Linked DNA regions of Homo sapiens: region 2 is linked to region 1. Evidence: chromatin loops called from intact Hi-C (ENCODE). Cell type or tissue: B cell. All regions are shown on one strand. Links, peaks and the distances in the headings refer to the core of each region. The heading gives the core; the rest is flanking DNA.

Region 1 (4,395 bases), core at 272-4,271:
TGCCTCAGCCTCCTGAGTAGCTGGGACTACAGGCATGTGCCACCATGCTCAGCTAATTTTGTATTTTTAGTAGAGACAGGGTTTCTGCACATTGGTCAGGCTGGTCTCAAACTCCCGACCTCAGGTGATCTGCCCACCTCAGCCTCCCAAAGTGCAGGATTATGAGCATGAGCCACCGCGCCCGGTCCACCCAATGCATTTCTTAACTGTCTGTCCTCCTGACTAGGGTCTACACCTCTCTGCCATCCATTATACTTCACTGGTCTTGCCCAGCTCCTGGTCTTGCCTCTTCCACTCTATCCTGCCTCACTGCCATCCACAGCAGCTTCAGAATTGGCAACGACATCCTTTGTCGTAACAGTGAACTCACACTTGTCATTGCTTATGAAAGTAGAATCACAATGGTGATGCAGTTGACAGGAGGGCAGCCACACCTGACATTATGGTCAGTAGTGAGCTTGGGGGTGATGGCAGCTCCCTTTCTGAAATGCTGATGTGGAAACCCAGGCTTCTTTGCATGAGGCACACATCCTCTCTTGATTTGGCCCCTGCCTGCCTCATCAGCTTCATCTTTCAGCACCTCCTGCTTGGACGTTTATCTCACAGCAACAGCTGCCTGTAGGGTTGCTCCTGTGCCCCTGTGTGTGACCCCCCACCCCTCCCTCTGCCATCAGGACACACACAAGCCCTGCCAGCCCACCCATGTTGTCTGACCCCACTAAGTCTTTGGTTATGATGTTCTTTCTACACCTCTCATTATTCTCTATCTCAATCATCCATTCATTTTTCAAAATGTAGTGAACGAATCCCCTCCCATTGGAAGCCTTCCTTGATCCCTTCTTGGATTAAGTTTCCCTGCGAGTTTTCTTCTGATTTAGTTGGTCTAGGGGTGGGGTTCAGAATCAGAAATTTAAAAACTCCTTGGATAATTCTAATGTGAATCAGAGTTGAAAGCCATTGAGGGAAAAGAAAGGGAAGATGGGAGGAAACAAGACGGTGGGGCTTTCCAGGTTCCTACCTGAGGCTCACTGGTCTTCTACTGAAATGCAACACCAGGAGGGGTGTCAGGAGTTGAACTGTGCTCACCCCACATTCATATTTCAAAGTCCTAACCCCCAATACCTCAAAATGTGACTTATTTGCAGATAGGATCTTTACAGAGGTAATCAAGTTAAAATGAGGTCATTTGCTGGGCCCTAAACCAATATGACTATTGTCTTTACAAAAAAGAGGAAATTTGGACATGAAGACATGCAGAGAGGATGGTGATGTGAACAGGCAGGGAGAAGATGGCCATACAAGCCAAGGAGAGAGGCTTGGAGCAGACCTTCCCCTCAGAGGAAACAACCCCTGCCAATACCTTGATTTCAAACTTCTTACCTCCAGCGCTGTGGACAATAAAGTTCTGTTGTGTAAGAAGCCACTCAGTTTGTGGTACTTTGTTTTGGCAACCTGAACAAATCAATACAGAGGGTAACAATAAGAAAAAGCCCTACCAGCGTATTGCTTGAGCTCAGGAGTTCAAGACCAGCCTGGGGACCATGGTGAAACCAGGTCTCTTAAAAAAAATACAAACATTAGTCAGGAGTGGTGGCACGCACCTGTAGTCACAGCTACTCAGGAGGCTGAGATGGGAGGATCGCTTGAGCCCAGGTGGATGAGGCTGCAGTAAGCCATGATGGTGTCACTGCACTCCAGCCTGGTTGACAGAGAAAGACCCTGTCTCAAACAAATAAATAAATAACAAAAGAAAAAGAAAAAAAAAATTCTCCACCATCCCTGGATTCACTTGTATTTCCTATGAGCTAAGCCTGGGCTCTTCCTGGTGATGGATTGAACTTATCTTTGCATTGAGGAGATATTGTTTTTAAAAATCATGAGCTCTAAAGGAAAGGTTTTTGTGTTCAATACACTCTGTAAGAAATGAATAAGAATGTTCAGATAATCTTTATGTAGGTCCTTAAGAGTTAAGCTTTGAGTAGAGAGGCTGTTTCTTGATGATGCCAAAAGGATGAAGTATTACCATAAAGCAGAACACGTTATCTCTGAGTGCTATCAATAAAGCTCCATCCAAATCATAGCTTACTTAGAATGCTGAATATTTGTCATCTTCCTCAAACGTGAGAAAACAGATTTTGGCTTTATTGTAATGCTGGCTGGAAGGTTTACTTGCCACATGGCCACAAGGTGGCAGGGCAGTGCCATTCTTCTGGAAGCCACCAGAAAAACGCAGCTAGGACTACGTGGCCACAGGTAGGAAGTCAGCAGTGCTCTTCAAGTTTATGAAGTTGAACTTTCGCTCTCTTTTTAAGCACTCCCTTTTTCTGAAAATCAAAGTAGCACATGTTTTTAATTGAAAATGTTATCCTGGGCAACATAGTGAGACCCTGACTTTATAAAAAATTTAAAAATTAGCCAGCTGTGGTGGTACACACCTGTAATCCCAGCTACTCAGGAGGCTGAGGCACGAGAATCACTTGAACCCAGGAGGTGGAGGCTGCAGTGAGTAGAGATTGTGCTGCTGCACTCCAGCCTGAGTGACAAAGAGAGACCCTGTCTCAAACACACACACACACACACACACACACACACACACACACAGAAAAATATAAAGAATAAAACAAAAAATTCATTATCCCACCACTCAGAAACAAACATGGGATGTGTAGACCATTCCCAGCCTTCTCTGCCAATGCCACCTGCTTAGGATACCCCTCTCTCACCTGCTCTGCAACACCCCTCCTGCCTTATCTCTCTCACTTCCTCACTCTGCCTAACGTGCCTCTCCCCATCTTTCTTCTTAACACTCACTACTATTTCACAGCAGTTGTCACTGCCTCCTCTGCTAGTCCGTGAGCACCATGTGGGCAGATAGCTTGTCCTGTCAACCCCTACCACCAGGAGCAGCAGTCCCAGGATGTCAACCCACTGCATTGCAGAACTGTCTATTTCTCCCTTCAAGTCTGTCATTTTTTTGGCTTCATACATTTTGGAGTTCTGTTGTTTGGTGCATGTCTCAGTCCCTTTTGTGTTGCTATAAAAGAATACCTGAGACTGGGTAATTTATAAAGAAAAGAGTTTTATTTAGCTCATGGTTCTGCAGGCTGAGGATCTCAATGGCATGACCCTGGCTCTGGCAAGGGCTTCTGTGCTGAGTCACAACATGACAGAGAAGGGCAAAGAGGAAGCAGACGTGTGAAGAAAGAGAAACATGAGGGGTGACCTGGCTTTGTAACAACCACACTTGTAGAAACTAATCAATTCCTGTGAGAACTAATCCAGATCCAGTCTTAAAATAGGAAGAACTCACTGACTATCTTGAGAACAGCACCAAGCCATTCATGAGGGATCTGCCCTTATGACCCAAACACTTCCCACTAGGCCCCACCTCCCAACACTACCACATTGGGAATCAAGTTTCAACACGAGCTTTGGCAGGAACAACAACAACAGCAAAACCATGCCCAAATCATAGCAGTGCATATATGTTTATTATTGTTACATCTTCTTGATAAATTGACCCTTTATCAATGAATAGTGAATTTGCTTGTCTTTTGTAATTTTAACTTCATGTCTATTTCATCTGATATTAGTGTAGTTATACCAGCTCTGTTTTGGCAACTATTTGTGTGGAATATCATTTTCTGTCTGTTTATTTTCAGCCTATTTGTATCTTTGGACCTAAAGTTAGTCTCTTGTGGGCAGACAACATGCTTTTATTTTTTAATCCATCCTGCCAGTTTTTGTCTTTTAACTGGTGAGTTTCAGTTATTTATATTTAAAGTGATTACTGATAAGGAAAGATTTACTTTTGCTACTTTGCTCTTAGTTTTATATATTTGTTATGTTTTCCCCCCAATTCTTTCAATATTGCTTTCTTGTTTAATTGATTTTTTTCTAATACAAAGTTTGGATTTCCTCCTAATTTTCTTTTCTGAATATTTAAAAATTATTTTCTTAGGAGCTGCCATGTACTTTCAATTAACATCCTAACTTTTTTTTAAAATAATCAATAGTTATCTCTCTGTATCTATGGAAGGTTGGTTCCAGGACCTCCCTTGGACCCCAAATCCTCAGATGCTCAAGTCTATATATAAGATGGTGTAGTATTTGCATATAATGTACACACATCTTCCTGTATACTTTAAACCATCTCTAGATTACTTACAATGCCTAATAAAATGTAAATGTTATATGAATAGCGGTTATGCTGTACTATTTTTCAAATCCATATGATTTCTAGTCATATTATCTGTGTTGATTTTTTTCAAATATTTTTGACCTTTGGTTGGTCAAATCCTCAGGTACAGAATGTGCAGGTACTGAGAAATAATTACAATTATTATCATTATGAAGAAATTTCAATACTGTAATTGAAATTTGTATCAGGTTAGC
Region 2 (4,395 bases), core at 163-4,162, 50 kb after region 1:
ACAATATAAAAAATCCAAGTTAACCAGGCATGATGATAGCTCACACCTGTAATCCCAGCACTTTGCAATACCAAGGTAGGAAAATCACTTGAGCCCAGGAGTTCAAGACCAGCCTGGGCAACATAGTGAGATCCTGTCTTTACAAAAATTAAAAATTAAAAAAAATATAGCCAGACATGGCAGCATGCACCTGTAGTCTCAGCTACCCAGAAGACTGAGATAGGGGGACCACTTGAGCCCAGAAGGTCAAGGCTGAAATAAGCCTTGATGGCACCACTGTACTTCAGCCTGGGTAACAGAGAGAGAGAGAGAGACCCTGTAAATAAATAAATAAATAAATACATGAAAAAATTAACTTCTATATAATTGGAGTCTCAGAAGAAGAAAATGAGATTAGTGCGCACAAAAATATATTTGGAAAAATTGGCTAGAACATCTCAAATTTAGTGAAATACATAAATTTACATATTCAAGAAGCTCAATGAACCCCAAACGGGCTCAAAAATAGACTAAAAAAAGAAAACCATACCCAAACATGTTGTAATTAAACCACCGAAACCAAACGTAAAGGAAAATTACTGAAAGCAGCTGAAGGAAAACAACACATATAGGGGTACAATTATTGCAGGCCAAAAGAGTGAGGGTCGTGATCAACTCAGTATACCACTGGAGGCTATATGAGTAAACAGCAAACTGTTCTCATAAATGCAGAATGTTGGCAAACTGTCAAACTGCGTCTGCCACCCAGAAGGAATGCTGAGGGCAGTCACACCCCAAGCGCAGTGTTTCCTGTGATTAGGTACATCTGAAGCCTGTTAGTAATAATATGAACCTGTGATCAGTTAAGCAGCTGACCAATCGTTACCTCCTCTTCCTTGCTTTTTCTACCCAATAAATACGAAGGGCTGTAGAAGCTCAGGGGCTGCCTTTGCTCACTAGAAGCAGGGAGCTCTCTTCTTCTTCCTCTGGCCCCTTCCTTTAAAACAGTTTCTGTTGTCTTAAGTTTTCATTTCTATGTTCGTCCCTTCATTCACTCTTGTAATGATGGTCTCAAGTAGTGACAGTAGTAACTGCCCCACTGACGGTCTCAAGTAGTAACCGTGGCAGTCTGTCACATGCAATGATTGAAATGCAGACTTTTCCTTAGTAACCAGAGAGTGAAAAAAAAATTTTTTTCCAAGGGCTTAAAACTGACCAAAGGTACTGTTTTCTGTTTAAAGAAGAGATTAATGAAAATAAAAATAGCTGCTTCACAGTAGAAAATTTCTCATTTTTGTTCATGAAATCACCACTAATAGAAAAACGTACAGAGTGGAAGAAAGCAGAATTGGGCAGAGTGAGATGTTGAACTGCCATAGCCGTTCAACATGAGATGTTGAAATCCACCGCCCAGCACATGGAGCTCTGAAGCTGGGACAACCTGCAAGAATTGCCCAGGATTGAGGCAATCAGGAAAGGCTTTATACTCCATGTCACTGATGCGTCATTGGATGTGAACTGTCCAGGAAACGGGCGTGACCTTCAGTGTGTAACTCTCTTTGGCTTAGGCAACTCAGAAGAGGACTTACAATTGAAGGCTTTCTGCTAGCAACGCTTTCTGCTAGCAACACACCCTGCAACTGGAGGAACACATTCTTGAGTCTGGAAGTAGAACCGGGTGCCCCACAGCATCCGTTATTCCTACACATTACACTGGTAAATTATTTATCCTTCAGAAGGTGCTGTCTCGATTTGCACTCCTCTGTTATTAATGGCACTTTTTAAAAACTGAAATTGTTTTTTTTTACGTAATTTCTCCAACCACACGGTGAGTGTCTCATGAGAAAGAATGTTGTATTCACCACCACCTATTTCCTCAGTCTCCACTTTTCGGGCTGAACCCGAGAGCCAGCGTGCAGCGCAGCTGGGGGCGTGACCGACATGAGATGAAAACTGCGCAGACTCAGCAACTCAGCCCCAATAGGAGGGCACGAGCCCCAGCGTCCTCGGTTTCCATAGTGACAGAGCCTACTTCTGGTCTCTAACCGCCACGGTTTCCCTTCTTAGCTCCGGGCGCACCCAGGAAAGACAAAAATACGCATAAGGCCAGCCGTTTGACCCCTTGCTGCGGAAGATAAAGGGCTCCACTCTAAACGTGGTGATCCTGGTAAACGCAGGAGTTGGGGGAGCGTGCAAGACCCTGAGAATTTTCCTTCTTTACCCGCCCCCAGGCCTAGCCCACCCACCTAGACCGCGATCAGCCCTCCCTTTATAAGGGGAGTGTGCTCTGGTATAAGATTTGTTAGGTGATTAAATATAAAGAAAACCTGTTAACCACCTACCCTACCTTCAAGAAACATCCCCCACTAGCCAGCTTTAATACATAAATTATGTCTCTGGAAAATTGTCACTTGGGGTCTTGAAGGCCCATTAGTCTGCAAGTCACCCAGAAGGTCAGTCCCCTTGTGAAGGGGTGTGTATGTCCCAAGAGGGACACAGGGCTGGGAGGCAGAAGATCTGGGCTCTGAACTGGCCGTTACCCAGCTTTGTGATCCGAAACTCGCTCTGCTCCTCTGAAGAGTGGTTTGTGGAATGTGATGGAGCTGTGGGCTTCTCTCAAGCCTCTGTCTCTCAGCCTTCTAAGACTGCATTTCGTTATCAGTTCACCCCTGGGAGCTGCTTGGCAGAACTGGCCCTACACACCAGGAAACTGGAGGAAGGATGAAAGACTGGAAGGACTGTGGTTGTGGAGGAGACCAAAGGAATGCCGCCCGCGGTAGAATGTTGGCAGGTCTTGCATAGCGCTACAGACACAACATGTGGTGGCCTAAGCACCCTAATTTCTTTGTTTCTGCCTAGCCAGTATAACAGTCCAGAAAACCTCCTTTCCTTTAGGAAATACTCAGGGATATTAAAATCGAATTCAGAAAAGAATTGGCTCATGCATGAAACTATTATAGACTAACACAATATCTCTAGGTCCCAGAACATTAGAACCCGGAGCTAGTAAACAATCTGGTGTGTGCAGACTGCAGGCTTCAAGGCAGTGTTTATAGATAGACTTGACAAGCAACAAAAACAGATCTATTTTGATTGGATTCTGTATTCAAACTTAAAGATCCTCTTCCAACCCAGAGATTGGACTTCAGGGCTCCAGAAAATTCAGTTTAAAACTATGACTTAAACAATGCTATTAACTTGATCTATAGGTCGTTATGTATCATTGTATCATATATAATTATATATATATATATACACACACACACACTATATCTATTAGAATATCCCCACCCAACAAAGAACAGAATACACATTATTTTCAAGTACACATAGAGCATTGATAAAGATACATCGCATTTTAAGCCATAAAACACACCTTAACAAATTATTAAAAATTGAAACTATACAAAATGTTTTCTCTAAACATAAAATAGTTAAACTAAAAATTACAGATGTCTGAAAAACTACTTGATATTTGAGATTTAAACAGCATACTTCTAAATAACCCATGAATCCAAGCAGAAGTAGATGTCAATTGGTAAATATTTTGAACTAAATGGAAGTGAAGAGTTCAAAATTTGTGGGATGCAGCTAAAATGGTGCTTAGAAAGACATTGATTAGAAAAGGTCTCAAAATTAGTGATAAACCACCTTAATAAACTTGAAAGAGAAGAGCAAATAAAATACAAAACAAGCAGAAGAAAGGGAATAATAATAAAATTGAAAATAGAAATACAATAAAGAAAAATAAAAAACTCATTCTTTTAAAATATCAATCAATAAGCCTCTAGTCATACTGACAAAAAAGAGAAGACAAAAATTACCAATATCAGGGTCACTGAAGAACCTACAAGTACTACAAGGATATTGCAAGAATATTACAAATAATTATATGCCTATTAATTAGACAATGTAGATGAATTGGACACATTTTTTAAAAGGCACAAACTACCAAATTTTATTGAAGAAATAGCTAAACCTAAATAGTCCTATATATGTTAAGAAAATTAAATTTACATTTAAAATCCTTCTCCACTAAAAAACAATAAAGACTCCAGATCCAATTGGCTTCACTGGCAAATTCTATAAAACCTTTTAAAAATAAATAATACCAACTCTACATAAACTGTCTAAAAAATATAAAGGAAAATAACTCTGTCTGATGCAGTTTATGAAGGCAGTATTACTCTGATACCAAAACCAGGAAAAGAAATTACAAGTAAAGAAACTTAATATCTCTCATGAACATAGCTGCAAAAATCCTAAATGAAATATTACCATATCAAATCCAGCAGTATAACAAGAAAAGGTTTTAAGTAGCGATTAGTTGGGATTTAATCTGGGAATGCAAATCTAGTTCATTATTGAAAATGTATCTATGTAATTCACCATATCAGTAGATGAATGATCATCTCA

The links. Hi-C counts contacts between places; a loop is a spot of excess contacts. Peaks named below come from ENCODE experiments on the same cell type or tissue, not always from the same donor. Only the 100,000 strongest peaks of a DNase experiment are listed, where the experiment ranks them.
Region 2: a loop joins it to region 1, with 5 times the contacts of the local background. A loop is called at or near these places in 16 of 110 quality-filtered maps.

What each region holds. Positions count from the first base shown.
Region 1 is chr18:50,355,220-50,359,614 of GRCh38, reverse strand. LOC105372114 (a long non-coding RNA gene) reads left to right here. Exons shown (of 3, transcript XR_935466.3): 2 at 3,663-3,757. Among named protein-coding and RNA genes, the nearest start is that of SKA1, 18 kb to the left of the region's middle. In B cell, for the core only: CTCF peaks have their summits at 1,982 and 2,185 (motif pointing right); DNase peaks (open chromatin) are centred at 2,194 and 2,844; H3K4me3 peaks cover 324 bases; H3K27ac peaks cover 270 bases.
Region 2 is chr18:50,305,423-50,309,817 of GRCh38, reverse strand. LOC124904301 (a long non-coding RNA gene) reads left to right here and starts at 384. Exons shown (of 2, transcript XR_007066367.1): 1 at 384-2,146; 2 at 2,642-2,913. In B cell, for the core only: no CTCF peak of the experiment used is centred there; a DNase peak (open chromatin) is centred at 1,967; H3K4me3 peaks cover 1,280 bases; H3K27ac peaks cover 509 bases.